2 separate regions of the Homo sapiens genome follow, and region 2 is linked to region 1. The links are chromatin loops, found by intact Hi-C in ENCODE. Cell type or tissue: uterus. All regions are shown on one strand. Each heading gives the region's core, and the rest is flanking DNA. Links, peaks and the distances in the headings are about the cores only. Region 1 has its middle 20 kb from the start of SERP1. Region 2 overlaps ERICH6-AS1 (ERICH6 antisense RNA 1).

Region 1 (16,496 bases), core at 5,896-8,395:
TTTTACTTCTTTCCTTTCCAGTCTGAATGCCTTTTCTTTCATTTACTTGTCTAATTACCCTGGTCAGAATTAGCCTCCAGTACAATATTGAATAGACGTGGCAACAGTGGGCTGGGTGCGGTAGCTCACGCCGGTAATCCCAGCACTTTGGGAAGTCAAGGTAGGTGGATCACCTGAGGTCCGGAGCTCAAGACCAGCCTGGCCAACATGGTGAAACCCCGTCTCTACAAAACATACAAAAATTAGCCGGGCATGGTGGTGCACACCTGTAATCCCAGCTACTTGGGAGGCTGAGAGGAGAATTGATTGTACCTGGGAGGCAGAGGTTGCAGTGACCGGAGATCTTGCCACTGCACTCCAGCCTGGGCAAAAAAAAAAAAAAAAAAAAAAAAGCAGCAACAGTAGACATCTTTGTTTTCTTCTGGATCTTAACAAGAACAAGAAAACATTCAGTTGTTTACCATGAAGTATGATGTTAGTTGTGAGTTTTTTGAAGATGCCCTTTTTCAGGTAGAGATTTTGGTTTGCTAGTATCTCTGTAGAATTTTTACATTTATGTTCGTAAGAGATCTTGGTGTAGTTTTCATTTCTTGTTGTGTAGGTTTTGTTATCAGGGTAATACTGGCTTCGTAGAATAAGTCGGGAGTTGTTCTCTTCGGTTTCCTGGAAAAGCTTGTGAAGAATTGGCATGAATTCTTTGTATGTTTTGTAGAATTCACCAATAAAGCCATCTGGGCCTAGGCTTTTCTTTGTGGATAGTTGTTTTGTTACAAATTCAATTTCTTTTTTTCCCCACCTTTAGACAGGGTCTTCCTCTGTAACCTAGGCTGGAGTGCAGTGGCACGATCATGACTCACTGCAGCCTTGACCTCCTGGGCTCAAGCAATCCTCCTATCTCAGCCTCCCAAGTACCTGGGACTACAAGTGTATGTCACCACGCCCAGCTAATTATTTACTTTTTGTTTTGTAGAGATGGGGCCTCGCTATATTGCCCACACTGGTCTCAAACTCTTGGGCTCAAGTGATCCTCCCACCTCAGACTCCCAAAGTGCTGGAGTTACAGGTGTGAGCCACTGTGCCCACCCACAAATTCAATTTCTTTACTTGTTAGAGGTCTGTTCAGATTTTTTGTTTCTTCTTGATTCAGTGTTAGTAGTTTGTGTCTTTTTAGAAATTTGTTCATTTTGTCTGTTATCTGCTTGGCATACAGTTGTTCACAATATTCCTTTATAATCATTATTATTTTGTAACATTAATGGTAACATTTCCTCTTTCATTTGAGCCTTCTCTCTTTTTCTCGGTTAATCTAGCTAAAGGTTTGTCAACTTTGTTGCTCTTTTAAAAGAACCAACTTTCAGGTTTATTAATTCTCTCTATTGTTTTTCTGTACTCAATTTCTTCAATTTCTGCTCTATAGCCCTTGGTATTCTTGACTTGCCTGTGCTGGCATGGAACCTTTGCTATATGAATGGGCTGGAGTGATGGGGATTGGACCCAGTATTCTCAGTAGATTCTGTATCCCACGAGTGGGGGCTGGGTAGAAGAAGGGGGCTCCCACCTTTCGGCTACACCACCCAGAACTTAGCCTTTGCAACAGGTAGCTGGGAAAGGAGGAGAAATGGAGACATGCTGCCCTGATGGGAAGATACTGCAGCCCTCTAGATGGGAGGTGAGGGCAGAGGGAGCCCTGTGTTCTTGGCTGTGTCTACCTGGAGTAGGGTTCCCATCACTCTGAATATGGAAGGGGAAGGAAATTGGTCATGACTCAAATGCCATAGACTCTTACCATTCCTAACTAGTTTTAGTAGGTTTTCTTTTCTTTTCTTTTCTTTTCTTTTTGAGATGGAGTCTCACTCAGTCACCCAGGCTGGAGTGCAAGTGGCATCATCTTGGTTCACTGCAACCTCCTCCTCCTGGGTTCAAGTGATTCTCCTGCCTCAGCCTCCCGAGTAGCTGGGACTATAGGAATGCACCACCTCGCCCAGCTAATTTTTGTATTTTTTAGTAGAGATGGGGTTCCCCCATGTTGGCCAAGCTGGTCTTGAACTCCTGACTTCTCAGGTGATCTGCCTGCCTCGGCCTTCCAAAGTGCTGGGATTACAGGCATGAGTCACAATGCCCGGCCAGTTTTAGTAGGTTTTCTCGAATAAATGTTTCTTCATTTGCTGTATGGCCTTAAGACCATTTCTAGAGAATTTAAATTTTGTTTTTTAATGATTTTCACCAGTTTCATTGTGGAGTGGGTCCATGGAGGTCCTCAGGTTGCCATGCCAGAAAGAGAATCTTAGTGGTTGCTTTTATATTTTTAATTCAGTTTAGTAACTATATATTATATTTTCTTGGTTTTAATATCAAATCTATTAAACTAGGTATATTCAGAGAAATCTAGTTCTTATTTCTTGTTTTCTTTCTTTGAGACAGGGTCTTACTCTGTTGCCCTGGGTGGAGTGCAGTGGCATGATCACAGCTCACTACAGGCAGCTTCTACCTCTTGGGCTCATGTGATCCTCCCACCTCAGCCTCTTGGGTAGCTGGGATTATAGATGTGTGCCACCATGCCGGGCTAATTTTTTGTAATTTTTTTGTGTGTGCTGAGATGGGGTTTCACCATGTTGCCAGGTTGGTCTCCAACTCCTGGGCTCAAGCGAACTGTCCACCTCAGCCTCCCAAATTGCTGGGATTACAGGTGTGAACCACTGTGCCTGCCTTCAGTTCCTATTCTTGTTCTTTCTACTTTCTTGTCTCTTCCTATTGATAAGGTTACAATATTTTGTGAGATTAATATGGCATAACATTCACCCTTTTAAAGTGTACATTTCAGTGGTTTTTAGTATATTTTACAAAGCTATGCAACATCATTACTACCAAATTTCAGAATACTTCATTTCCCCAGAAATAAACTTTGTATCTATCACTCCCTTCCCCATACCTATTGATGTTCATTGCTCCTCCCCCTTCCCCTAACCTCTAGCAACCACAGAATCTACTTTCTCTCTAGATTTGCCTACTCTGGACTTTTCATATAAATGGAATAATACAGTATGTGACCTTTTGTGATTGACTTCTTTTACTTAACATAATGTTTTCAAGGCTCATTCATTTTAGAGCATGAATCAGTACTTCATTCTTTTTGATATGTTTCCCCATTCATCAGTTGATGGACATGTGGATTGTTTCCATTTGGGGGCTATTATGAATAATGTTGCCATGAACATTCATGTACAAGTTTTTGTGTTGGACATATGTGATTTCTTTTTTCTCTTGGGTATGTACCTAGGGGAACAATTCTTGGGTTTTAGATAACCTTTTTAAAAAAGGCTTTCTTTTACGCTTTTATTAAGAGATGGATAATAGAGATATGGATATATAAATATTCACTTTCTTAGATAAATGGTAGGATTGCACAGATACCCTTTTCTTTATCTTGCTTTCTCCACTTAAAATATATCCTGGAAACCAAAAGCAAAAAATATATATCCTAGGCATCAGCCCATGTAAGTGTATAGAGATATTCCTCACTTCTTTTTATAGCTCCATGATCAGGATGTGCCATGATTTATTCAACCAGTCACTATTCATAGACATTAGTTTTACAGTCTCTTGCCATTACAAATAGAACTGAAATAAATTACCTTATGTATTATATCTTTTCATATTTGTGCAAGTGTGTTTTTAGGATAAATTCTTGGAAGTAAGATTTCTGAGCCAAAGGATAAATGCAGTTCAGTATTATCAAATTCCCTTCCATTGAGGTTATTCTGTTCTATATTCCCTTCAGCAATGTATCAGAGTGACGGTATCCCTATGTGGTTACTTTTTATAATGTACTATATATGATTAAAAATAATAGGCCGGGAGTGGTGGCTCATGCCTGTCATCCCAGCACTTTGGGAGGCCGAGATGGGTGGATCACGAGATCAGGAGATCGAGACCATACTGGCCAAAATGATGAAACCCCGTCTCTACCAAAAATACAAAAATTAGGTGGGCGTGGTGGTGCGTGCCTGTAATCCCAGCTACTCGGGAGGCTGAGGCAGGAGAATCGCTTGAATCCAGGAGGCAGAGGTTGTAGTGAGCTGAGATCGCACCACTGCACTCCAGCCTGGCGACAGAGCAAGACTCCATCTCAAAATAATAATAATAATAATAATAATAATAATAATTTAAAAAGTGTATTCTCTAGTTTTTGGTGCCAGTTCTGTGTTTGTTTCTTTGTTCAAGTTGTTAATTATGTTGTTTACATCTAGATTCTTATCAGTTTTTTACTTTTTGATAGAGGTTTATGGACTTGTAAATTTCTTCCAATATTTCTGTATATTTTTCTTTAAATATTTTGAGGCTCTGTTAAGTATATTCAAATTTAGAGATATCTGTCTGATAGATTGTTTCTTTTTCATTATGTAACATCCATCCGAATCTCTAATAGTGCTTTTTCACTTACAGTCTATTATATTTGATATTACGGTTACATATAATCTTTAGTATATATATATATATATAGATATATGCACACACACAGATATGTATATACTCAAATACATAGTTGGCCCTCCATATCTGTGTGCATCTGTGAATTCAACCCTCCAAAGATTGAAAATATTCAGAACAAAATTCCATAAAGTTTCAAAAGGCAAAACTTGAACTTGCCATGCCTAGTACTGTGTTGAATTTACATGAATGAAATGATATGTAGGCATTGTGTTAGATGTTGTAAGTTATCTAAAGATGATTTAAAGTATATGGGAGAATGCCATATACTTTATTATATATTCAATATATATATATTGAATATATATCAGGTTATATTCAAATATTGTGCCATTTTATATAAGGGACTTGAGCATCCACAGATTTTTGTATTTGCCAGGGTCCTGGAACCAATCTATGGATACCTAGGGCAACTGTATACATTCAAACATACTGAACAATACATATTCAAATATATATTTATATATTCAAATAATATGTGTAATAAATATATGTATTCACCTTTCTTTTGGATGCAGTTTGCATCCAAAAGTATTTTTTTCTGCTCGTTTATGTTCAATCTCTCTATGTCCTTGCGTTTTAAGTATCTAGTATAAACATGTGGATTATAATTATGTTTTTATGTAGTTTGAAAATACTGTTTAATTCATCTGCATATATTAAAATTAGTAATGTTTTGGATTTATTTTTACTCTCATATTTATTGCCTTTCTGATTACTGTACGTTTTAGTTTTTATTATTTTGCTTACTTTTAACTTCTTTCTGTTGGATTGATTGGGATTTGGGATTTCCAGCATGGCATATTCTTTTTTCTTTCTTTCTTTTTTTCTTTTGAGACAGAGTCTTGCTCTGTCGCCCAGGCTGGAGTGCAGTGGCACAATCTCGGCTCACAGAAACCTCTGCCTCCTGGGTTCAAGCAATTCTTGTGCCTCAGCCTCTCAAGTAGCTGGGATTACAGGCATGCGCCACCATGCCAGGCTAATTTTTGTATTTTTGTAGAGACAGGGTTTCGCCATGTTGGCCAGGCTGGTCTCGAACTCATGACCTCAAGTGATCCACCCACCTCAGCCTCCTGAAGTGCTGGGATTACAGGTGTGAGCCACCATGCCCGGCAACATTTTATTTACTGTAGTGTTTACCTGTGGCTCTTCTATTTCAGAAACTGGTGGTGATTAAGTTGTATTTCTTTCCTCTCTCCCACTTTAGGGATAATTTGAGAAAGGCTTAATTTGTAGAAATTAATATGAAATTGTTTTTTCATTTAGAAATCATAATTTATACTTACATAAAGTACAGAAAACTGTAGCTTACCATGTAGCTTTTGGGGGGAAAACGACATTTTTATCATAATCTTTTGTACTGTAAAAATAATATATGTAATGCTTACTATCAAAAGATAGACTCTTTTGAATAACCCCATTATTGGGAAATACACGCCAAAATATTTAGGGGTAAAGACCCATGAGGTATATAACTTACCCGCAAATAGTTCAGGAAAATAATTATATCCAGAGAGAAAGAGAGAGAAAATAATGAAGTGAATGGTATAAAATGTTGAATAGGTAAATCTGGTAAAGGGTAAATATGGCTGTTTTTGGTAGTTTAAAAAATTTTTTTGCAACATTTTATAACTTTGAAATTATTTCCAAATAAAAAGTTTTAAACTCCATATTTAGCAAAGGATTACAAAAACCTCTTCTTTGTGAAATTTTTCAATCACATTATATTTTAAAAAGTGAATAAATGTTAGTATTTTTATAATGATTGGGTGCCCCCCAGTGTTCAATTTCCACAACTACTAATCTTACAAATTCAAACCCAACTTCCTACAGCTGTATTTAGAAATGCCTTTTTGTTGATTTTTTTTTTGTGGTGACAACGTAAGATTGTTGTTTTTTCTTGAGACACAGTCTTGCTCTGTAACATAAGGTTACGAGAAGAATGTGTATAATGTCAACATTTGTAAAAAAGAAAAATAGCCACAAGCTACTAAAATATGAAACCAGACCCATGCATTATGATATGAAATGCAGATTTCTGCCTCCCCTAGGACCTTAATCAGTACACAAACTAGTTAAAACTGGGGGTTTATACATAGTCCATGATAATTATAGGGCATAGAATTATTCAAAACATCCATTTACTGGAGGTGGAAGTGGTCACAGCAGGAAAACTAGCAACGCATTTTCTCCTTTTTTCTCTAAACAACAGATGTTATTGTCTTTCATCCAAATAAATTCCTTACGACAAAAGAACAAGTAGGTTTAACATTTGTCTTAAGGTAAATCAGTATCATAAGTTGTGAAAGAAACATACAATTTTAAAACAAACATCAAAAATCAGTCTGCTTTAACAAACTTCACTCATTCTGATGATCTAGTCTTCTTCCTGGATTGTGGCTATCATCCAAATTGTGCAGCAATTCTCTGAAAAACTGGAATGTAAAATGTTGAGTTCAGTTTAAATATCCCCGGTGTCTTCATCATTTCCAGTGTCATTGACTGGATTTAGGCATGCTCTCCTGGAACAGACGTAACCTGCTTTTGACAGTGGTTTGACCTGGAAGCTCAACTTGGACCTTTAGATGTCCAGCTTTATTTGTAATGTAATGTAAAATTATGTAACTTTGTTGTCTAGTAGTCTTGCAAGCCCAGCCATATAATGTCCGAAGTCTTTATCCAAACTTTTTCTTTCAATTTCTTTTGACCAACAAAACATGTTGTTTCGGTCGGGTGCGGTGGCTCATGCCTGTAATCCCAGCACTCTGGGAGGCAGAGGCAGGCAGACCACCTGAGGTCAGGAGCTCGAGACCAGCCTGGCCGAGACAGGAGACTCGCTTGAACCTGGGAGGTGGAGGTTGCAGTGAGCTGAGATTGTGCCATTGCACTCCAGCCTGGGTGACAAGAGTGAAACTCCATCTCAAACAAACAAACAAACAAACAAACAAAACAATGTTGTTTCTAACTGTCCATTTGCCAACATGTAGATTATCTGAGCTTACTGGTCCATTCTCCTTCTCAGATTCATTCTCATTTCAGATTCATTCTTGTTCTTACCACCATACCTATTTTTACCTTTGTTCTTGGGCAGAGCTGGGTGGAGGGCTGGGTCTCTATCTCCCTCTGTGGTGTGTGGGCACAGCAGTTACAGGAGGCCTGATACTGCGTATGGGAGAACGCTGGCGCATTTGGGAGAGCGTCCATTTGAGATTTCCTTATGATATTCTCCCCTCTGTGTTTTTCATAGTTACACGCTCTATCTCTATTCTCTCAAAAACACCTTTTAAACATAATCAGGTATATTTGATGAAGTCTAAAATGAATCTTTATTTCTACTTTCTTCTTGAACAAAGACTGTAAAATACTTTGATTTCAATTATCTCTTCCATATTTTACATTAATGTCATCTAGTATTTTTGCCCAAATTAGCTATTATTATTGTTTTTTATAAGCATGTGCTTTTTTTGTTTTTAAGTTGCTTATCATTCCTTCTTGCATCTCATTCTTTCTGGATTCCATTTTCTTTTTCCTGAAGTACATTCCTTAGTGTTCTTTCAGCAACTATCAATGACAAGTTCTTTCATCTCTTCGCATGAAAATGTTTTAATTTGCCTTCTCTCTTGAATGAGTTGGGTATTCACTTCTAGGTTGACAATAATTTTCCCTCAGCCATGAGATGTTATTCTATTTATTTATCTATAGACAGGGTCTCACTCTGCCGCCCAGGCTGGAGTGCGGTGGCGTGATTGTGGCTCACTGCAGCCTCAACCTCCCTGGACTCAGTGATCCTCCCACCTCAGCCTTCCTAATAGCTGGGACTACAGGTGCATGCCACCACATTCGGCTAATTTTTGTATTTTTTGTAGAGATGGGATTTCATCCTGTTGCCCAGGCTGGTCTCAAGTCACCATGGTCGCTGATCAGATTATTTCCTGGCGTCTCTATTATTGCTGTTACAAAGTCAGTTATCAGTTTTATTGTCCTTTTTTTTTTTTTTTTTTTTTTTTTTTTGAGACAGAGTCTTGCTCTGTTTCCAAGGCTGGAGTGTAGTGGCACAATCACAGCTCACTGCAGCCTCAACCCCCCTGGACTCAGTGATCCTCCCACCTTAGCCTCCTGAGTAGCTGGGACTACAAGTGTGTGCCACCACACCCTGCTCATTTTTGTGTTTTTAGAAGAGATGGGGTTTCACCATGTTGGCCAGGCTGGTCTTGAACTTGTGACCTCAAGTGATCTGCCCATCTCAGCCTCCCAAAGTGCTGGGATTACAGGTGTGAGCCACTGTGCCTAGCCAGTTTATTGTCCTTCTTTGTAATATATATTTTTTCTCAGCATCTTTAAAATGTATTAAAAGACTTTATCTTTGACTTTGGTGTTTTGAAGTTTCACTAAGTTACGTGGGACAGTAGGTCTATTTTACTTTTCTAACTTTGTGAACATAGTGATCTTTGAATCTGGGGTTTATGTCTTTCACCAAGGCTAGAAACTTTTCTGCCCTTTATCTCTTCAAATTTCTTCGTTTTTATTTCTTTGTTTTATTTTATTTTTCAGAGACAAAGTCTTTCTCTGTTGCTCTGGCTGGAGTGTATTGGCACCATCAGGGCTAACTGTAGCCTTGACCTCCCAGGCTCAGGCCATCCTCCCACCTTAGCCTCTCAAATAGCTAGGACTACAGGCTTGTGCCACCACTCCCGGTTAATTTTTAAATTTTTTTTTTGTCGAATTGGGAGTCTCATTATGTTGTCCAGGCTGGTCTTGAAGTCCTGGCCTCAAGTGATCCACAGATGCAAGCCACTGTGTGCCTAGCTCATCTCTTCAAATTTCTCTCTCTTTCCTTCCAGAATTCTCTTCTTTCCCTCCAGAATTCCTATTAAAATATGTTTAAACTTCTCGTGTTGTCTTTATGTTTCCTAATCTCTTCATTGCAATCCCTTCTTTTTATCTCTCAGCAATATTTTGGGTCATTTTCTCATCTGCCTCCTAGCTTGATAATGATCTCTTTAGTTTGGTCTAATGGGTTGTTTTGCTCGTCTTTTGTGGCTTTGAAGTTCCGATAATTCCTTTTCACTTCTAAAATTTCTTTCTTTTTTTTTTTTTTTTGAGACAGGATCTTGCTTTGTTGCCCAGGCTGGAGTGCAGTGGCACAGTCTCGGCTTACTGCAACCTCCTCCTCTCAGGTTCAAGCAATTCTCCTCCATCAGCTTCCCGAATAGCTGGGATTACAGGTGCCCGCCACCACGCCTGGCTAATTTTTGTATTTTTAGTAGAGACGGAGTTTTTCCATGTTGGCCAGGCTGGTCTCAAACTCCTGACCTCAAGTGATCCACCCACCTTGGCCTCCCAAAGTGCTGGTATTACAGGTGTGAACCATCATGCCCGGCTAACTTCTAAAATTTCTATTTGATTCCTTTTAAGATTTTTTCTGCAATCTTCCTTGTTTTTTAAATAAGGTCTTATTTTCTTTGGGTTTTCTTTTTCTTTTTTAATTATTTTTTTTAATTTGGCTTTCTTCATACCAGAGGTTGTGATTTTTTTAAAAACATGTTTTTAATAATTTTAAACATAATTATTTTATTTTCTTCCAGTTTTTTTTTATTGTCTCAAGTTTTGGTACTTGTGTTTACTGACTCTCACTTATGGTGGAATAATTCATTGCTTTAACAATTTTCTACAGTAGCCCATCTTTAGTGGGGGCTGTGTTTTCCTTGAAAATTGTCAGTGGCTTGAGTTGTAGAAATATTCTTTCATAAACGGGCATTGGCTTTGCAAAGAGCCATGGGACCCAAGGATATTGCTAATCTCACATTATTTTATGTTAATTTTTCAGCCGAGGTTTGGGGGTTAAAGTTCTTGGATTCTAAAATTTTTACACCGGACTGGGTGCGGTGGCTCACGCCTGTAATCCCAACACTTTGGAAGGCTTAGGTGGGTGGATCACCTGAGGTCAGGAGTTTGAGACCAGCTGGGCCAAAATGGAGAAACCCCGTCTCTACTAAAAATACAAAAATTAGCCGGGTGTGGTGGCCGGCACCTGTAATCCCAGCTACTCGGGGGGCTGAGTCAGGAGAATCACTTGAACCCGGGAGGAAGAGGTTGCAGTGAGCTGAGATTGTGCCACTGCACTCCAGCCTGGGCAACAGAGCAAGACTCTGTCTCAAATAATAATAATAATAACAATAATTTTACACCAGATCTGAGTTGAGGTAATTAGGCCCAAAGTTTTAAAATTCAAATAAATAAATACGTTTTATTTTCTGGACTCCAAAGTCCAGAAAAGAGGAAGATAAGCTTCCTAAGCATCTTTCTGACTTGGTAGTAGATACATTTCATGCTGGTCCACTTTTTAACTCAAAGATCTCAATTTATTCACCTTCACCTCCCTAACCTTTGTGGATTCAAGAGTTTATCTCTAGTCCCTTTGTAGCTTCTAGGACAGCCACAGGATTATCTGCTGTGCTCAGTTTTCCATTCCTTCTTCACTCTGGCACTTGGAGATTCTCCTTTATAACTTGTGAGTTTAGCTACTCAAGAGAATTATTGTTGTATTTTATTTAGCAATTCTTTGAACGTAGGGGTAGATTTTCCCAGTCCTCTTATTGAAATTGGAAGGCTTGACCTTGTTAAAGGATGATTTTCACTTTTTTTTTTTTTTGAGACAGGCAGGAATGCAGTGGCACACTCTGTCACAGTGGCACTGCTCTGTCACTCAGGCAGGAATGCAGTGGCACAATCACGGCTCACTGCAGCCCTGACCTCCAAGCAATTCTCCCCCTTCAGCCTCTTGAGTAGCTGGGACTACAGGCATGTGCCATCACATCTGGCTAATTTTTTATTTTTATTTCTATTTTTATTTTTTGTAGAGATGAAATTACCCCCAAAGGATGAAATTACCCCCAAAGGGAAAGTGGACCACCTACTTTGAGTCCCTGCCCCCTTATCCTTCCTCGCTGGCTCCCAACTTGGCTTCCTATGCAGGACTTATTTGTTCTGGCTGTTAGATCTGTTCTCAGACAACAAATTCTACCTCAATCCTTCACTTTTCACCTGAGTCTTTCAGAACATCATTGGTGATGTTCAGTCACAGGGAGACTGAGAGTTTGTACGAGGGGAAAAATTTTTTTTTTAAAAAGTGAAATTAACACAGAGAATTCACTATGTTGTCCAGGCTGGTCTCAAACTCCTGGGCTCAAGTGATCCTCCCGCCTTGGCCTCCCAAAGTGCTGGAATTATAGGCACGAGTCACTGTGCCTGGCTAAGGATGATTTTCACAGAGGGGTAAAATTATGACTCTATACAGATATAAAATGAACATGTGTTAAAGATTTTATTTAAGTCATTATAAATGAAGAAATAGTAAGATGTTAAACAATGAGTTCAAAGGAGAAGTCAAAGAAGCACAAATTTATGTGGAGCAAAGCAATACTGAAATGAATTTACAAATGGATGGAGAAACTGACTTTTTCAACAGGGGGCAGAAAATTGGATCTCTAACAAAATGTCTTTGTAAACAACACTAACTTTGCATTGTTATCACTTATTGACAATTTACAGAGTTGTAAAATAATTCAAAAGCAATGGAAAGGTACAATCAGATAACCTGAAAGGTGGGTTCTAAATAGTGCTTAGTTTTCCATTTGAGATACCCAATAATCTTTTTTGCTATTTCCAAATGTTCTAACCTTGGATTTTATAGGAATTTTTCCGAGAAGACTTTGTTATATTTTTTACCTTCATAGTGAAAGAAAACAGTATTTTTTCCTCTATCTTTTGCTCAGTTGATAGAGCCAAACTTTGGAGTAGGAGTCAGGGATAAAGCAAAGGAACTATAGTCAGGTACTGTATAGTAATGTTTTGGTCAACATTTGACCACATATATGACGGTGCTCCTATAAAATTATAATGAAATTGAAAAATTCCTATTTCCTAGTGACATCATAGCTGTCATAAGCCATCGTAATGTCATAATGCAATGCTTTAACTTTTCTATGTTTATATATATTTAGATAAACAAATACTTACCATTGTGTTACAATTGCCTGCCACATTCAGTACAGCAACATGCTGTATGGGTTTATAGCCTAGAAGCAATAGGCTATACCATGTAGCCTAAGTGTGTAGTAAGCTATGTTATCTAGGTTTAGTACAGCATAAGATGTTTACATAATGGTGAAATTGTGACGTATTTCTCAGATGTTCCTGTTAAGTGACACCTGACTGCACTTTAACATCATTCTTCCCATTTTCTCCAGAAACTTCTGAGAAACTCTAAGGGGCCATTAAATGAACACTTGATTCTAGCCACTGTCAGGGAGTTACCTATTAGGTGCTTTATCTATTTATGGAAGAATTGGTGATGGGCAGTAGGGGGCTATTGTTGATTTCTGGAATATGCACAGAGTATAAATATTTTAAGGTTCTGGGAACAGAAAATCCATTCTTCATTGACCTATGCCAAACAGCTCCCTGTGAAATGCATTTTGGAAACCACTGCAGAAACTTGAAAGATGAAGTTACATTCAGGATTTTCATCTAGATTTCAAGGTTGGGCCTTATCACTTTTGTTTCTAGGAAGGAAGATTCAGCAGATTTTGCTCCTATATTATCAGAGTTCTGAAAACACTTTGAGGACACCTCTGTATGCCCAGTCCAGGGAACTCTAAAGGCATTAGAGGGATAACATGTTTTGAGATGGGATAAAAGGCAAGAGAGATGACCTCTTCCTCTAGCAGTGGGCGAGCAGCTGGCTCTGCTTTTCACTGATTTTATGGCTTTGTCTGTGAAGGAACAGCAGTGTTCCACAGAGAGGCGCTTGACTGAGACAGTTGCTGTTACTGAGCAGAAGAGAGCCAGGGGGTGCAGTAAGATGTGGAAAGCATTGTTTCCTCTAAATGTGGGAAGAAATGAAAAACTTACAGGGGAGAAAAGACTGTAGTATACTTAAAAAAGAATACTTAAGTAGAATCTGAGGAGTGGATAATAGGTTGAAGGATATGTGCATATTATAATCAGTGTCATGTAGTTCCTGTAAATTAATTTCATAAAGCTTATATGGAAACAAGGTGACTTGGTAACATGGAAATCAATAATAAGTGAGAAGGGCAGGACATAAAATATGTGTACTGATATATACATACTAAAATGGGAAAAGAATATGAAAATATTAGCTTGGTGGATTTTTTTGTGATAGGGTTATGTGGGTGTTTTTTAAAAATGTAAAATATATTTGTTTGTTTGCTTGTTTTGAGACAAGGTCTCTGTTGCCCAGGCTGTAATGCAGTGGTGTGATCAGCTCACTGTAGCCTCTACCTCCCCAGCTCAAGCAATTTTCCCACTTCAGCCTTCGGAGTAGCTGGGACTACAGGTACCAGCCACCACACCTAAGTAATTGTTTAACTTTTTGTAGAGATGGAGTCTTGCTAAATTTCCTAGGCTAAATTGTTTCTATTTTGATTACTGTGTCCATAAAAATAATTTGATAATTTTAAAAAGCGAAACTAAAGAGGAAAAACATGTGTTTGCTTATTGCTGTAATTATTAGTTGCAAGCTTTCACATTTTACCTTTATGTATAACCCTGAAGTGTATTAAATAATATATGGTGTCAAATTACTTAGGTAATGGTAGGAAGCACCTACTATCCTGTGGCAAGATAATTTTTAGACTTGTTATTTGTGTTCTCTCCAAATTTCGGTTCCGTAGGGCTTTCAGGAATGTTGCAAGATTCAAAGAAGAAGCAACCACAATTCAAACGTTCTCCCGACCTCTTGTAAAAGCCGGAGAAGCGAGGAAACCCGGCATTGTTGAGGGTGGGAGAGCGGAGCTGCCAGCTGCTGGTCCCCTGGAGCTGGGGGTGGCGCGGCCGGGGTTTGGGGCGACCCTTTGGAGGAGATCGCCGGTCCCCCAGCGAGGTGTGGAGGATGAGAGCGCCTTAGGACCACCGCGAGCGACCACCCTGAAGAAGTCAGTGGAGGTCGTGACAGACTGCAAGCGAGACCCATTCCATTTCCATCTGTGCTGCAACAGCGGAGAAGGAGAGACGACACACGACCTAGATCACTCCGGGAGGGAGGGTCTGAATTAAGGTGATAGTCCGAGTTTGTGACCTGAGATTCATACTACAAACCCCGCGGAGAACAAGGAAGAGGACCGAGAGCTTTTGTCCCGTGCTTGTGAGCTGAAGCCAGGTGTTTGAAGTGTTTGATCTTCTAGAAAGCCCTTGCCCACCTAAAGTAATTGGGTACAGCTGAGGTTCTCAAACTTGAGCGTGCACCACAATCACCCGAGAGGTAATTAAAACCTGGAGTGCACTTTGGGATGCCGAGGCGGGCGGATCACGAGGTCAGGAGATAAAGACCATCCTTGGCTAACACGGTGAAACCCTGTCTCTACTAAAAATACAAAAAATTAGCCGGGCGTGGGGGCGGGCGCCTGTAGTCCCGGCTACTCGGGAGGCTGAGGTAGGAGAACGGCGTCAACCCGGGAGGCGGAGCTTGCAGTGAGCCGAGATCGCGCCACTGCACTCCAGCCTGGGCAACAGAGCGAGACTCCGTCTCAAAAAAACCCCAAAAACAACAACAACAAAAACACCTGGAGTGCTGGGGACCCCATTCCCAGAGTTTCTGATTCAGTGGGCCTGAGTTGGGGCCCGAGAATGTGCATCTCTAACAGGTTCTCAAGTGAAGCTGATGCTGCAAGTCCCGGAACGGTGCTTCGACAACTGGTGAATGCTATGCTTTTCAGATACTTTGATATCAAACTTTTGCATGGCTGCAGCTACCTAAAGTGGCGTGTCAGTTTTACCAGAGGTTACTTTTCACTTAATATTGGCTTGGTTTATTTTCAGATTTAAGAGTGGAGTGTGTTATTAGTAGATCCATTTACAAGGCTCATTTGGAGGAAGCTGTTCCGGTGCTTTCACTTACTTTATAGATGAACATAATTTTTGGAGATTTCCATGATATAGTTAAAACTATGTCTTGGTCATTTGTGTGACCTCTTTCAGTTTATGAAGTTTTCATCTATGTTACCTGGTTATGGTATTGCTCTTAACGTAAATATTTTAAAATATGTCTTTGTGTCTTTTTAGCAGCACTCCTATGAGGTAGAGCGATTGTTTTGCTTTTATGGTGTTAGTCACAGATCTAGGCTTAACTTCACATTGTTTCCCAGTGAGTATATGTGCAGGTAACATCATAAATGTTATAAAAAGGGTGTGGTTACTGCATAATGAGAGGAAAACCCAGGCAATACAAAGGAGTTTTAATTATATGACTCTCTGAGACTTCAAGTACGTAGGCCTGCCCAGCTTGCTTCCTGGGAACCCTCCTTCCTGATAAGCCTTCAATTGGAAAGAGAAAGAGGCCTCAGCCATAAAGGAAAACCTTTTTAGAGGGGTTCTGAGACCTAAAGGTCCAAGTTCTGGCATTCCCTGAAGCCACAAGGTTTCTCTGCCTCAAGGTTTCTCTGAAATCAGTTAGTGACAATCGAAGGCAGCCATGAAGAGGAAAAGTTAAAAATATGCAGACTATGTGGCCCTGGAGAAGAGGAGAGAAGCATTTTGATCCAGTTTGCTTCAGTTATAGGGAAGCTCCCAAGCTAACTAGATTGGTGGGATAGTACTTTTTATTTTATCTATACAATTTTTGTTATTGTGCTTGAACTTACATAGTAAAGTGAACAAATATTCAGTGTACAACTAAATGAATTCTTTAACATAGATGTATTCACAAACATACATACTCACACTCACTCTTGTACCCACCTTCCAGATTAAGATAATAGAGCATTCCCAAAACCACAAAAGGCTGCCTTATTCCTACTCCCAGCCAATACCCCAAAAGGTAACAGCTGCTGACTCTCTTGCCGTTGAATGGTTTTACCTGTTCCTGAACTTTGTATAAATGGAATCATACAGTATGTACTATTTTGTGTCTGGCTTCTTTCACTCAACACTATGTCTGTTAAATTCATCTACACTGTTGCCTGTAGCAAGAGTTTGTTCTTTTTCAC
Region 2 (16,496 bases), core at 12,177-14,676, 180 kb before region 1:
TGCAAAACAACCCTTGCACATTACCATGAGACTAGGCGAGGCGAGACTCAGTTTCCCAGGAGCACCCCAGCAGACTGGGGCCTCAGGCCTACCCCAAGTCCATTCCTGCAGGTGTCCACTGGCCAGCAGTCATGGCGACAATGAGAGGGCCACCTAGTGCAGAAATACAGACCAGGCCATCAACGCAAAAGAAGCCAGTGAGGGCCCGTTCGCTGACCTCTCGGAGTGTAGCAGGCACCCAGGTCTTGACAGACTCCTCTATAGCACATTCCTAAGGCACCCTCCGCTCCAGTCTCCCTGAACTTCCCACAGTTCACAAACATACCGAGTTCTTTCACGACTCTGTGTCTCTGCCCAGACTAGTCTCTCAGCCCAGAAGGTCTTTTCCCACCTTGTTCCTGTAAACTACTTCCTGTTCATCCTTTAAAAGACGCTCCTGAGAAAACCTCCTCAGATACCCCAAGCCAGATCAGCTGTCCTGTCTCCTGTGTTCTTCCTTCCTGGTTCTCTGGAACAGCATTCACCTTGTGATACACTGACTTTTTTTTTTTTTAAGCTGTCTGTTCTCTCTCTCTCTTAAACCAAGAACTCCTCAAGAGCAAGGCCTGTGACTGATTCCGTTTTATATTTTAGGGCCCTTTCCCAGACCAGGAGCACACTAGATGTTCCCCAGGCAAGTATTAAAGAACTGAATAGATGAAGAGCAAGGAACATCATCAAAAAACAGCAAATAGGGTGGTGACTGTTGTTTCCCCAAAGCAAGCAGAGCCTGAGACAAAGCTTATATGAAGTTTATTTAGGAAATGCTGGGCATGGTGGCTCTCACCTGTAATCCCAGCACTTTCAGAGGCCAAGGTGGGCAGATCACCTGAGGTCAGGAGCTCGAGACCAGCCTGGCAAAGTTATACACATTCTTATGGTGTATACTACATGGTGAAACCCCCATCTCTACTAAAAATACAAAAATTAGCCAGGCGAGGTGACATGTGCCTGTAATCCCAGCTACTCAGGAGGCTGAGGCAGGAGAATCGCTTGAACCCAGGAGGCAGAGGTTGCAGGGAGCCGAGATCACACCACTGCACTCCAGCCTGGGCAACAGAGCGAGGCTCCCTCTAAAAAAAAAAAAAAAAAAAAAAAAAAAAGACATTTATTTAGGAAAGTGATTCCAGGCAACAGACTGAAGGACTGAAGAGGGGAGTAGGGGAGGAAAGAAAGCCAGCACAGGTGCATTATCCGCCGGTCACTGCCTTAGGTAACTGAGGCTCAATCCCGCTAGGGGCTTCTGAGGCACTGTGTAGAAGGACCTCAGAATTGTCCACTGAGAGAGAGAAGAGGGAGGTCTTCACCCTCCAGTTCCCATCCCCAGCTCATCAAAGGGTACCCCCTATCACGGTAAGTACCCTGCAAGTCCAGAAGGCAACCAGGAGGCAAATGTGTCCTGTGCCACGCTGCAGGATCCAGGAAACGTCAGGCAGCCAAAGCCAGAGCCATCAGCCACACCTGCACAAAACTGGTTGCTACAGCAGTGGCTGAAGTTGCAGCTGGGCCAACAGGATGTGCAGCATCCATTCAGGTCTGTGTAAGAGTAGGCGAAGTTAAAGCTAGAAAAGTCGCGTTAAGATTATATTGTAGAGGGCCTTAAACATCAGCCCAAAGCTTTATTTGCCACTAAGGATTTCCACACAATGCAGTAATATAAATAGCAGTACCAAGGGGGTGATTTGAGTTCCTTTCAGTCGCCTCCCTCAATAAACCCAATCTGCCATTCTCCAAAAAAAACAAAACAAAACAAAACAAAATATTATCTTAGTAAAAACAATGCAAGTCACCTCCTGCTCCTCTCATTAATCAGTTGCCATGCTTAAGCCACTCTATAGAAATACTAAGCACCCAGTCAGGTGCAACTGTCTCTCTTACCCTTCTATGAGGAAACTCCAATAAATAAATTGTTTTAATGTTTAGATCTCTGTGTCCATCTTTAAGATAAAAAAAAAAAAGGCGAAGCTTAGGAACCTTTAAGGAAGAAACCAGTCAAGGTGGCTCATGCCTGTAATCCTAGCACTTTGGGAAACCAAGGCAGGAGGATTGCTTGAGTCCAGAAATTTGAGACCAGCCTAGGCAGCATAGCATAGACCCTGGAAAGAAAAGAAAAGAGAAAGAAAAAAGAGAAGAGAAAAGAAAAGAAAAGGAAGCAGGGGGAGAGAGAGAGAGAAAGAGAAAGAAGATAGGAAGGAAGGAAGGAAGAAAGGAAGGAAGGAAAGAAGGAAGGAGAGAAGGAAAGAAAGAAAGAAAGAAAGAAAGAAAGAAAGAAAGAAAGAAAGAAAGAAAGAAAGAAAGAAAGAAAGAGAAAGAAAGAAAAAGAAAGAAAGACAAACCAGTCAAGAGGGCCCTCCTTGTTCAATCCATAAGGAGTCTTCAGATGATAGGGAAGTTCCATTCTAATTTCCAAAAAGACTTAGAGGAATTATTCTCTGATTTGCCACTATTCAGAACAGTCTGGGAAGCATTTCCCTATCTCCTCCTGACTCTGGTGGCACACCTATATGAAAATCTGCCATGGTTGCTGTCTTTGTCCTTTTGTGGTAAATTAGATTTTCTTGAACAGTCAAAGATCAAAGGCAAGATGAGAGATTAAGATTTATTTTCTTATATGAGTCATAGCCTGGATCACCAAACAGAGTTCACCAAATGTTTTGAGCAGCGATGACATGACTGAGACAAGATTATGGAGTTCTGGTGTGACGTTTAATTAAAACTCTTCATCTGATCAAGGGCACTGTCACTGTTGGTGACAATGTAAATTACCCATCACCCAGAAATTCTGCCTCTGGGAATTTATCCTAAGACACTAATAAAGAATGTGGGCTTACACTTAGCTACACGAATATTCACCAGACTGCTCTTTAAAAAAAGCAAAAATTGAGAAACAGCTTAAATTCCCAAAAGAAAGGGATTAGTTTTAAAAAAAAAAAAAAGATAGATGTAGGGCTGGGCATGGTGGCTCACACCTGTAATCCCAGAACTTTGGGATTCCAAGGCAGGTGGATCACTTGAGCTCAGGAGTTCAAGACCAGCCTGGGCAACATGGCAAAACCCTGTCTGTACCAAAAATACAAAAAATTAGCTGGGCATGGTAGTGCACGCTTGTGGTACCAGCTACTCAGGAGGCTGAGGTGGGAGGATGAGGCCAAGGTTGCAGCGAGTCAGATCACGCCACTGCACTCCAACCTGGGTGACAGAGTATAGACACCATCTCAAAAAAAATTTTTAAAAGATAGGTGTTCCATGCTGCCATAAATGTAAACACTATATATATGTACACACACACATATATTTATATATTATACTCTGACATAAGGTTAAAAGAATCTGTAGTATTCCCCAGGTTAATATTGGATGGATGGGATTATGAATATTTTAGATGTTCTTTTTGCATGATTTTCACATTATGAGCATGAACTTTTATAATCCAGAAAAATAATGAAAAATATTCACTGGTTAGGGGTGCAGTTTAGAGTCCCATTGCTCAGGCATAAAGTGAGCATAAATTTCCCTCTTTTTCTGTCTGCAGCTCATGAAGCAGTTTAGTCCAACAGACATTATCCAGCTTCTCTAGGGCATGCCCAGCACTGCAAACTGCTGGGGATGCAAAGGTGAAGATGGGGTACGTTTCCTGCCCCTGAGGGACTCAGGCCGAGTGAGCCCATATACACCTCAACAGAAATGCACTGGACATCTCAGGGAAGCCTAGAATTTGAAGCACTCCTGGGCCTCCCAGAGACTAGATATTACATTAAAGTGCGTTGTAAGGCAGCACTATACTAATGTAGGCTTCCAAATGCCTCCCATCGGAGGAACCGGCTCACGGGAGAAGCTAAGTGCTCTCAGGAGAGCTGGGGTGTGGAGTGAACAGCACGTGAGGAAATGGTTATGTGACATCTTTATGGCAGGCACATACAGGCAGGATTTTTTAAAATGCCGCAGCTATCCTTCCAGTAGGAATACTCATCCGATAGAGTAATAATACTTCCCTCCTATAGGAGAATACTACAAGACACTATATTAAAGGAAGACATTTCACTTTCCTTTGATACTAGACATCTTCTATCTTCTTGTCTGAATTTCAAGTGTGCTGATGCCGATTTTCTTCATTGCAATTGCATGCTTCCCTCTAGTGTTCGTCTATATTATTACACCCTGTTGTAATAGGTTGAAGATGGAGGGGAGGGAGGTCTGGGGGAAAGTAAATGTATAGGGCATGGGATAGAACTGTCGAAAGCATGCAAACAATAGCCACTTAAATGGTGAAACATAATCAATGGTCCAATTTTTTCTGTAACAATAAAAAATGTTCTTGTTTTGGGTCGGAATAACGACAGCTAATATTTATTTATCATGTGCCAGGCACAATGCTAAGAGCATTGCAGGTATTAAATCATTTAATCCAATAGAAGAAATAAGACGTAGTGTTTCATAGATCACTAGGGTGATTATAGTTTAGAATAACCTATTGTATATTTCAAAATAGCTAAGAGAATAATACAAATGTTTCCAGCAAAAAGGAAGGACAAGTATTTAAGGTGGTGGCTGTCCCAATTACACTGATTTGTTCTTAACAAGTTATATAAATATATTAAATTATCATATGTACCCCCAAAACACATATATCTATTATGTATCAATAAAAAATAAAATTCAAAAAAATTTCATCCAACAATCCAAAGAGGGAAGAACTATTAGCTGCTCTGCGCATGTGCAGTGCTTCAATGTCACATCAAAACAAAGCAAAATCAGGGAAGAGAGTGGTTAACGGGCTACAGAGCAACATGCCTAAGTTTTGTTGTGACTTCTGCAATACATACCTCACCCACGACTCTCCATCTGTGAGAACCTACCATTGCAGTGGAAGGAAACACAAAGAGAATGTGAAAGACTACTACCAGAAATGGATAGAAGAGCAGGCTCGGAGCCTGGCTGACAGAACAAAGACTGCATCTCAACAAGGAAGAACACCTCCTACTCTGTTCTCTGTTCCTCCTCCTGCAGGAGCGATGATCCAACCTCCCCCCAGTCTCTTCCTGTTCCTCACCAGGTATGATGCCAGCACCCCAGCTGGGGGGCCCTCCCATGATGCCAATGATGGCCCCCCCCTCCTCCTGGATGATGCCAATGGGATGTGCTCCTGGAATGAGGCTGCCCATTGGAGGTGATATCATTTGGCTCTGTGTCCCCACTCAGATCTCACCTTGAGTTGTAATAATCTTCACATGACATGGGAGGGACACGGTGGGAGGTAATTGAATCATGGGGGTGGGTTTTTCTCATGCTGTTCTCGCGATAGTGAATAAGTCTCATGAGATCTGATGGTTTTATAAAGGGGACTTCCCCTGCACACGCTCTCTTGCCTGCTGCCATGTAAGATGTCCCTTTGCTCTTCCTTTGTCTTCCGCCATGATTGTGAGTACTCCTTAGCCATGTGGAACTGTGAGTCCATTAAACCTCTTTCCTTTATAAATTATCCAGTCTCAAGTTGTCTTTATTTGCAGCATGAGAACAAACTAACACAGGAGGCCACATGCCAATGATGCCTGGGCCCCCAGTGATGAGTCCTCCCACCCTCCCACAATGGTGCCCACTTGGACCCAAATGACTCGACCAGACAGATAAGAGTAGAGGGGAGGCCTCTTTAGATCAGTTTTATATTACTTGTTCTGCTTCACAAGGAGATCATGGTGCTGTGACTCTGGGTATTTTCTTAATAGCATGACAAAGAAGACTTGCTCCTCCTTCCTATCAAAGAGAGAATAGTATTAGACGGGAGAAGTGGGACCAGAAAAAGTGCAGTTTTCATTTGTATTGTGAAATGTGAAAATAAAATTATCGACTCTATCAGTTAAAAAAAAGAAAAGCAAAATCAAGGGGCATATGATGGACAGAGAAAGGAATATCAGAATGAAGATACACGCAGATGGCAGGGTCAGTGCTCTATACTGCTGTTACATTAACTGTTGTTAATAATATCTGGGTGGGGAGCTTTCAATTTACCCTCAAAAGTAAACCATTTCCTTTCCTTTTTAAAAAACAACTTTTTTAGGATATAGTTCACATACCATACAATTCACCCACTTGAAGTGTACCATTCAGTGGTGTTTAGTATGTTCACAGAGATGTGTAAGAACACCACAATCAATTCTAGATCATGTTCATCACCCCTAAAAGAAATCACACACCCATCAGCAGTCACCGCCCATTTCCCCAAACTCCACCGATTCTAGAAAATCATGACTCTACTTTCTTTACAGATTTGCCTGTTTTGCCTATTGTATATTTCATACAAATAGGATCACACAATACATACATGGTCCTTTGTGACTGGCTGCTTTTCTTTAACATAATGTTTTCAAGGTTCATCCACGTTGTAGCATATATAAGTAATTCATTTATTTTTATCACCAAGTAATATTCCATTGTAAGGACACACTACATTTTAATTATCCATTTATCAGTGTCTGAACTTTAGTAATTTCCTCAGAAGACATAATTTTTTTTATTTTTTTTATTTTTTTTTGAGATGGAGTTTCACTCTTGTTGCCCAGGCTGGAGTTCAATGGCGAGATCTCGGCTCACCACAACCTCTGCCTTTCGGGTTCAAGCGATTCTTCTGCCTCCACTTCCCGAGTAGCTGGGACTACAGGAATGCACCACCATGCCCGGCTAATTTTGTATTTTTAGTAGAGACGGGGTTTCTCCATGTTAGTCAGACTGGTCTCGAACTCCCAACATCAGCTGATCCACCCACCTCAGCCTCCCAAAGTGCTGGGATTACAGGCATGAGCCACCAAGCCTGGCCTGACATAATCACTTTCAAATTGATCTGTCCTTGTTTTTAATTCCATTCTATAGCTAATACAGGTATTCGGTTACTTAAAAAATTCAGTCTCTTAAAATTAAAAAAGGGGGCCGGGAGCGGTGGCACACGCCTGTAATCCCAGCACTTTGGAAGGCCGAGGCAGGTGGATCATGAGGTCAGGAGATTGAGACCATCCTGGCTAACATGGTGAAACCCCGTCTGTACTAAATATACAAAAAAATTAGCCGGGCGTGGTGGCGGGCGCCTGTAGTCCCAGCTACTCGAGAGGCTGAAGCAGGAGAATGGCATGAAGCCAGGAGGCAGAGCTTGCAGTGAGCCGAGATCGCGCCACTGCACTCCAGCCTGGGTGACAGAGCGAGACTCCGTCTCGAAAAAAAAATAATAATAATTAAAAAAGGGAATCAATTAAACAAATTATGCTCTATCTTGTCCTGAAGAACCAAGACCTACCTATATTCATAAAATTCTCATTAAAGTATGAATTAAAAGCTATAAAAATAATATGCTGCACACATCTTTCTGAAGTAAGCACACAGTGAAATCTGCTAATCAGTGATTCTTCAAGTGAGGAGCTTTAACTGGCTTTGCAGGATATTCTATTGGGATTAACAAGGGAGAAAGAAAGCAGGTATTAAGAAATCAAGAAGCGAAGTGATTATGTTCATCCATGTTAAGGAGTTTACCTAGACTTCAATGATCCCCTCAATAATACAGTGGTGAAGGATTCTAGAATCCCACAGCTGAAAATGTAGAATTCGATTATATTATTGTTATACACATTCCTTTTCATCAACTCGTAGAAGCAAATCCAATACAAGCTAATTGAGCACAAGATACGGTGTTCTTAAAGTTTGATCCCTGAAGCAGTTGTATCAGCATCATTTGGAAAATTGTTAGAAATAAAAATTTTCAGGCCGGGCGCGGTGGCTCATGCCTGTAATCCCAGCACTTTGGGAGGCTGAGGTGGGCGGATCACGAGGTCAGGAGATCGAGACCATCCTGGCTAACATGGTGAAACCCCATCTGTACTAAAAATACAAAAAAAAAAAATTAGCCAGGTGTGGTGGCGTGTGCCTGTAGTCCCAGCTACTTGGGAGGCTGAGGCAGGAGAATGGCATGAACCAGGGAGGCGGAGCTTGCAGTGAGCCGAGATCGCACCACTGCGTTCCAGCCTGGGCAACAGAGCAAGACTCCGTCTAAAAAAAAAAAAAAAAGAAAAAGAAATAAAAATTCTCAGATCTGTCCCAGACCTACTGAATCAAAAATCCAGGGGAGCCCAGGTGCAGTGACTCACACCTGTAATCCAGCACATTGAAGGCCACGACAGGAGAATCAGTTGAGGCCAACAGTTTGAGGCTAACCTGGGCAACAACATAGGAAGACCCCATCTCTCAAAAAAAAAAAAAAAAATTAGCCAGGCATGGTGGTATGCACCTGTAGTCCTAGCTACTCAGGAGACTGAGGTAGGAGAATCACTTGAGCCCAGGAGTTCAAGGTTATAGTGAGCTATGAAAGTGCCACTGCACTCCAGCATGGGCAACGGAGCAAGACCCAGTCTCAAAAAAAAAAGTCCAGGGGGATAACACTCAGCAATCTATCTATCTATGTGTGTGTGTGTGTGTGTGTGTGTGTGTGTGTGTGTGTGTGTGTGTTTGTGTGTGTGTGTGTGTGTATCTATCTATCTATATACTATATACTATCTATCTATATCTATAGATAGATAGAAAACCATACCTATCTATGGTTTTCTGTTCTTGTGTTAGTTTTCTGAGAATGATGGTTTGCAGCTTCATCCATGTCCCTGCAAAGGAGATGAACTCATCCTTTTTATGGCTGCATAGTATTCCATGGTGTATATGTGCCGCATTTTCTTTATCCAGTCTATCATTGATGGGCATTTGGGTTGGTTCCAAGTCTTTGCTATTGTGAACAGTGCTGCAATAAACATACGTGGGCATGTGTCTTTATAGCAGAATGATTTCTAATCCTTTGGATATATACCCAGTAATGGGATTGCTAGGTCAAACGGTATTTCTGATTCTAGATCCTTGAGGAATCGCCACACTGTCTTCCACAATGGTTGAACTAATTTACACTCCCACCAACAGTGTAAAAGTGTTCCTATTTCTCCACGTCCTCTCCAGCATCTGTTGTTTCCTGACTTTTTAATGATCACCATTCTAACAATGGGGTTTTCTAAATATACAATCATGTCATCTGCAAACAGAGACAATTTGACTTCCTTTCTTCCTATTTTAATACCCTTTATTTCTTTCTCTTGCCTGATTGCCCTGGCCAGAACTTCCAATACTATGTTGAATAGGAGTGGTGAGAGAGGGCATCCTTGTCTTGTGCCAGTTTTCAAAGGGAATGCTTCCAGGTTTTGCCCATTCAGTATGATATTGGCTGTGGGTTTGTCATAAATAGCTCTTATTATTTTGAGATATGTTCCATCAGTACCTAGTTTATTGAGAATTTTTAGCATGAAGGGCTGTTGAATTTTGTCGAAGGCCTTTTCTGCATCTATTGAGATAATCATGTGGTTTTTGTCACTGGTTCTGTTTATGTGATGGATTACATTTATTGATTTGCATATGTTGAACCAGCCTTGCATCCCAGGGATGAAGCCAACTTGGTCATGGTGAATAAGCTTTTTGATGTGCTGCTGGATTCTGTTTACCAATAATTTTTTTGAGGATTTTCACATTAATGTTCATCAGGGATATTGGCCTAGACTTCAATGATCCCCTCAATAATACAATAGTGAAGGATTCTAGAATCCTGCAGCTGAAAATGTGGAGTTCAATTATATTATTGTTATACACATTCCTTTTCATCAACTGATAGAAGCAAATCCAATACAAGCTAATTGAGCACAAGATTCAGTGTTCTTAAAGTTTGATCCCTGAAGCCTGTTAAAGTTTTCTTTTTTTGTTGTGTCTGCCAGGTTTTGGTATCAGGATGATGCTGGCCTCATAAAATGAGTTAGGGAGGATTCTCCCTTTTTCTATTGTTTGAAATAGTTTCAGAAGGAATGGTACCAGCTCCTCTTTGTACCTCTGGTAGAATTTGGCTGTGAATCCATCTAGTCCTGGACTTTTTTTGGTTGGTAGGCTATTAATTACCACCTCAATTTCAGAACTTGTTATTGGTCTATTCAGGGATTCGACTTCTTCCTGTTTTAGACTTGGGAGGGTGTATGTGTCCAAGAATGTATCCATTTCTTCTAGATTTTCTAGTTTATTTGCATAGAGGTGTTTATAGTATTCTCTGATGGTAGTTTGTATTTCTGTGGGACCAGTGGTGATATCCTCTTTATCATTTTTTATTGCGTCTATTTGATTCTTCTCTCTTTTCTTCTTTATTAGTCTGGCTAACTGTCTATCTATTTTGTTGATCTTTTTAAAAAACCAGCTCCTGGATTCATTGATTTTTTGAAGGGTTTTTCATGTCTCTATCTCCTTCAGTTCTTCTCTGATCTTAGTTATTTCTTGTCTTCTGCTAGCTTTTGAATTTTTTTGCTCTTGCTTCTCTAGTTCTTTTAATTGTGATGTTACAGTGTCAATTTTAGATCTTTCCTGCTTTCTCTTGTGGGCATTTAGTGCTACAAATTTCCCTCTAAACACTGCGTTAAATGTGTCCCAGAGATTCTAGTACATTGTGTCTTTGTTCTCATTGGCTTCAAAGAACTTATTTATTTCTGCCTTAATTTCATCATTTACCCAGTAGTCATTCAGGAGCAGGTTGTTCAGTTTCCATGTAGTTGTGCAGTTTTTAGTGAGTTTCTTAATCCTGAGTTCTAATTTGATTGCACTGTGGTCTGAGAGACTGTTTGTTATGATTTCCATTCTTTTGCATTTGCTGAGGAGTGTTTTACTTCCAATTATGTGGTCAATTTTAGAATAAGTGTGATGTGGTACTGAGAAGAACGTATATTACGTTGAGTTGGAGTGGAGACTTCTGCAGATGTCTCTTAGGTCCACTTGGTCCAGAGCTGAGTTCAAGTCTTGAATATTCCTTGTTAATTTTCTGTGTCGTTGATCTAATATTGACAGTGGGGTGTTGAAGTCTCCTGCTATTATTGTGTGGGAGTCTAAGTCTCTTTTTAGGTCTCTAATAACTTGCTTTATGAATCTGGGTGCTCCTGTATTGGGTGCATATATATTTGGGATAGTTAGCTCTTCTTGTTGCATTGATCCCTTTACCGTTATGTAATGCCCTTCTTTGTCTCTTTTGATCTTTGTGGGTTTAAAATTTGTTTCATCAGAGACTAGGATTGCAACCCCTGCTTTTTTTTTTGCTTTCCATTTGCTTGGCAAATATTCCTCCATCCCTTTATTTTGAGCCTATGTGTGTCTTTGCACATGAGATGGGTCTCCTCAATGCAGCACACTGATGGGTCTTGACTCTTTATCCAATTTGCCAGTCTGTGTCTTTTAATTGGGGCACTTTGCCTGTTTACATTTAAGGTTAATATTGTTATGTGTGAATTTGATCCTGTCATTATGATGCTAGCTGGTTATTTTGACGTTAGTTGATGCAGTTTCTTCATAGTGTTGATGTTCTTTACTTGGTATGTTTTTGCAGTGGCTGGTACTGGTTGTTCCTTTCCATGTTTAGTGCTTCCTTCAGGAGCTCTTGTAAGGCAGGCATGGTGGTGACAAAATCTCTCAGCATTTGCTTGTCTGTAAAGGATTTTATTTCTCCTTCACTTATGAAGCTTAGTTTGGCTGGATGTGAAATGCTGGGTTGAAAATTCTTTTCTCTAAGGATTCTTTTATTTAAGCATGTTGAATATTGGCCCCCCCTCTTCTGGCTTGTAGGATTTCTGCAGAGAGATCTGCTGTTAGTCTGATGGGCTTCCCTTTGTGGGTAACCTGACCTTTCTCTCTGGCTACCCTTAACATTTTTTCCTTCATTTCAACCTTGGTGAATCTGATGATTATGTGTCTTGGGGTTGCTCTTCTCGAGGAGTATCTTTGTGGTGTTCTCTGTATTTCCTGAATTTGATTGTTGGTCATCTTGCTAGGTTGGGGAAGTTCTCCTGGATAATATCCTGAAGAGTGTTTTCCAACTTGGTTCCATTCTCCCCCGTCACTTTCAGGTATACCAATCAATGTAGATTTGGTCTTTTCACATAGTCCTATATTTCTTGGATTTCATAGTCCCATATTCCTTTTCATTCTTTTTTCTCTAATCTTGTTTTCTCACTTGATTTCATTAAGCTGATCTTCAGTCTCTGATATCCTTTCTTCCGTTTGATCAATCTGGCTATTAATACTTACGTATGTTTCACGAAGTTCTCGTGCTGTGTTTTTCAGCTCCATCAGGTCATTTATGTTCTTCTCTAAACCGGTTATTCTAGTTAGCAATTCCTCTAACCTTTTTTTAAGGCTCTTAGCTTCCTTGCATTGGGTTGGAATATGCTCCTTTAGCTCGGAAGAGTTTGTTATTACCCACCTTCTGAAGCCTACTTCTGTCAATTAATCAAACTCATTCTCCATCCAGTTTTGTTCCCATGCTGGCAAGGAGTTGTGATCCTTTGGAGGAGAAGAGGCGTTCTGGGTTTTGGAATTTTCAGCCTTTTTGCACTGGTTTCTCCCCATCTTCATGGATTTATCTACCTTTGGTCTTTGATGTTGGTGACATTTGGATGAGGTCCCTGAGTGGACATCCTTTTTGTTGATGTTGATGCTATTCCTTTCTGTTTGTTAGTTTTCCTTATAACAGTCAGGCCCCTCTGCTGCAGGTCTGCTGGAGTTTGCTGGAGATCCACTCCAGACCCTGTTTCCCTGGATATCATCAGCGGAGGCTGCAGAACAGCAAAGATTGCTGACTGTTCCTTCCTCTGGAAGCTTCGTCCCAGAGGGGCACCCGCCAGATGCCAGCCAGAGCTCTCCTGTATGAGGTGTCTGTCAGCCCCTGCTGGGAGGTGTCTACCAGTCAGGAGACACAGGGGTCAGGGAACCACTTGAGGAGGCAGTCTGACCCTTAGCAGAGCTTGAACACTGTGCTGGGAGATCAGCTGCTCTCTTCGGAGCCGTCAGGCAGGGACGTTGAAGTCTGCTAAAGCTGTGCCCACAGCTGCCCCTTACCCAAGGTGCTCTGTCCCAGGGAGGTGGGGGTTTTATCTATAAGTACCTGACTGGGGCTGCTGCCTTTTTTTCAGAGATGCCCTGCCCAGAGAAGAGGAATCTAGAGAGGCAGCCTGGCTACAGCGGCTTTGCTGAGCTGCGGTGGGCTCCACCCAGTCCAAATTTCCTGGTGGCTTTGTTTACACTGTGAGGGGAAAACCGCCTACTCAAGCCTCAGTAATGGTGGACGCTCCTCCCCTCACCAAGCTCCAGCATCCCAGGTTGACTTCAGACTGTTGTGCTGGCAGCAAGAATTTCAAGCCAGTGGATCTTAGCTTGCTGGGCTCTGTGGGGGTGGGATCCGCTGAGCTAGTCCACTTGGCTCCACGGCTTCAGCCCCCTGTCCAGGGGAGTGAACGGTTCTCTCTTGCTGGCGTTCCAGGCGCCACTGGGGTATGAAAAAAAAAAAAAACTCTTGCAGCTAGCTCAGTGTCTGCCCAAATGACTGCCTAGTTTTATGCTTGAAACCCAGGGCTCTGGTGGCCTAGTCACTGGAGGGAATCTCCTGCTGTGCGGGTTGCGAAGATCATGGGAAAAGCATAGAATCTGGGCCAGAGTGCACCGTTCCTCACAGCACAGTCCCTCACAGCTTCCCTTGGCTAGGGGAGGGAGTTCCCTGACCCCTTATACTTCTCGGGTGAGGCAATGCCCCACCCTGCTTCAGCTCACCCTCCGTGGGCTGCACCCACTGTTTAACCAGTCTCAATGAGATGAACTGGGTACCTCAGTTGGAAATGCAGAAATCACCCACCTTCTGTGTTGATCTCCCTTGGAGCTGCAGACTGGAGCTGTTCCTATTCAGCCATCTTGCCAGCAATCATTTTTATTTTTTTATTTTTTTATTTTTTTGTGTGTGATGGAGTCTTGCTCTGTCAGGTAGGCTGCAATGCAGTGGCGCAATCTCAGCTCAGTGCAACCTCCGCCTCCCAAGTTCAAGTAATTCTTCTGCCTCAGCCTCCCAAGTAGCTGGGACTACAAGTGCATGCTGCCATGCCCAGCTAATTGTTTTTTAATTTTAGTAGATACAGGGTTTCACTGTATTGCCCAGGCTGGTTGCAAACTCTGAACTCAGGCAATCCACTTGCCTCGGCCTCCCAAAGTGCTAGGATTACAGGCGTGAGCCACTGCGCCTGGCCAGCAATCTGTATTTTAATAAACCTTCCACATAATTCTGATGCATGCTCTAGTTTGACAGCCACCACTTGAATTCATCCTCCCTTAACACACAGAAGTATCAGGTGTCCCTCCTCATGTATGAAGCCATATTGATGTCTCTCCTGGGCTGGGCTTGTCCCATTAGCCCATTGTGGGAATTAGATATAATTCTCTACCTCTCTTAACCAGGGTCCATGATGGAGACTGCAAATTGTTCCCCAGGGTCTATTCTACTCTTCTTCCTACCATTACAGTCACTGGCCACCCCTACACGCTGTCACAACTTTTAGCAAGTCATACAGTTTCCCAGCAAGAAGTGACATGTCCAATCCTCTCTGGCCTCTAGCTATGGCTATGCAAATAATTGGTTTGGACCAAGAATGTGTGAATGGAAGAGATGCATTCAACTTCCAGATTATATTCTTAAAAACACACAAGCAAGCCAGCAAAAATCTGGCTGCCCTCCTCTTCCTCTTTCCTTCCCAACTGGAATATTGATATGGTATTTAGTGTGAGGGTGAGAACCTCATCTTAGGGGATGGTGGTGCAACAAGATAGATGAAACCTAAGTCCCTGGATGCTTGTAGATCAGAGCTGCCCCAATAACATAAACTATCTTCTTCTGGACTACTATGGGAGAGAAATCAATGCACTGCAATCTTGTTGGAACTAATGTATTTTTCTTTGTTACAACAATCTAGCCTATACCTTCTTTAGAAGACATCTTCTTTATAAGATGAAGGTTCCTTCCTAGAACTTCAACCCTATATCCTTTCCTAAGGTTGAGATTTCATGCACTCATTCCCATAAACCTACCTGTCTTAGTCCATTTGTGCTTCAAAAACAAAATACCACAGACTGGGTAATTTATAAACAACGGAAACGTTACACAGTTCTGAGGACTGGGAAGTCCAAGACCAAGGTGCCAGCAGGTTTAGTGCCTGATGAGGGCCCAGTCTCTCTGCTACCAAGATGGTGCCTTGTTGCTGTGTCCAGAGGTGACAAACACTGTGTCCTCACATGGCAGATGTGTAAAAGAGATGCTAGTTCTCTCAAGCCCTTTTGTAAGGTCATTAATCCCATTCCTGAGGGCTCTGCCCGCATGACTGAATCACTCCCTAAAGGCCTCCATCTCTTAATACTCTCACATTGATGACTAAGTTTCAACACATGAACTCTGCGGCACATTCAGACCACAGCATCACCTTTTATATATTTCCCCATCAAAGACAGTTGCCACTTCTACTTCCAGTAATGATGAGCTATGTAAGTCTGACTAATTTTCCCACTGAGGACATCTACACAAGCCAGACAAATGTATTTGGTGAAAACTCATAAAGGCACAGAAGAACTAGCAAGGCACTTTAAAATAACTAGGCTAAGATAATAAAGAAGAGGAGAATCCAGAGAGGTGTTTTGGGCTTGCTTTTTCCCTGAAGCATTTGCCAATTCTAGAACAGGTAACTGAGAGTCTGAATAAGATTTCTGATGATCTTGACTGGCTAAGAAAATGGAAAAATGAGAGTCAAAGCCAACCAAGGGTGGAAGAGAGGTGCTGGTAACTCCCCACTTGAGACTGGGGTTCTGAAGGGCTGCATTTTAAGCATATTTTAAGCATAAAGGCTAAGTAGAAATAGAATATCCTTGTAGGGACACAGTCTAGTTTTGAATCATGGTAATCACTGAAATTGGATTAAGATGATCCTGGATTATGAAGCCTCCTAGGTGCCTTCCTAAAGCAAATATAATTCTTTCCGGAGGAACTTAATCCTGAACCTCAAATTTTTCCACCATTTTTTTTTCAAATAACATCTGGCATAGGATAAAAAATAACCAAGTATTTAAGGAGACAAGACTACATGAATAGTAATAACAATAACAAAATATTAAGAGCAAGGATAAAGTGGATGTCACTGCTAATTAAGAGAGAGAAATGGGCATTCAGAAATCACCTTCTGAAAAGAGCTTGTCGGGAGAAAAGAATATGATGTTTAGAAAGATGCCCCTCATAGCTAATGCAACCAGGCACTTTTCTTTTTTTCTGTTGCCCAGGCTGGAGTGCAGGGGTGCAATCACAGCTCACTGCAGCCTCAACCTCCTGGGCTCAAACGATTCTCCCACCTTGGCCTCCCAAAGTGCTAGGATTACAGGTGTGAGCCACCGCGCCCAGCTTTAGGAACATTTTTAATTAGCCATCATCAAGGCTACAGTTCTTTAAAGTTGTTCTTCCACCATGAATCAGAACAATGCTTAACTAAGGCATTCTGAAGAGATACTGTGCTTTCTTCATGGATGTGCTAGGGAGCTATCTATAGCCCATTCAAAATATTCTATAT

What was found. Hi-C counts contacts between places; a loop is a spot of excess contacts. Peaks named below come from ENCODE experiments on the same cell type or tissue, not always from the same donor. Only the 100,000 strongest peaks of a DNase experiment are listed, where the experiment ranks them.
Region 2: it touches region 1 in a loop (8-fold over the local background); 18 of 110 quality-filtered maps call a loop at or near these places.

What each region holds. Positions count from the first base shown.
Region 1 is chr3:150,518,451-150,534,946 of GRCh38, reverse strand. No RefSeq gene overlaps it. Among named protein-coding and RNA genes, the nearest start is that of SERP1, 20 kb to the left of the region's middle. RefSeq lists a silencer at 259-378 and enhancers at 13,849-14,349, 14,350-14,850. In uterus, for the core only: no CTCF peak of the experiment used is centred there; no DNase peak of the experiment used is centred there.
Region 2 is chr3:150,709,163-150,725,658 of GRCh38, reverse strand. It overlaps ERICH6-AS1 (ERICH6 antisense RNA 1), which reads right to left. Exons shown (of 3, transcript NR_121675.1): 3 at 5,513-5,790. It also overlaps the pseudogene SNRPCP3. Among named protein-coding and RNA genes, the nearest start is that of ERICH6, 13 kb to the right of the region's middle. RefSeq lists enhancers at 1-3, 4-505. In uterus, for the core only: no CTCF peak of the experiment used is centred there; no DNase peak of the experiment used is centred there.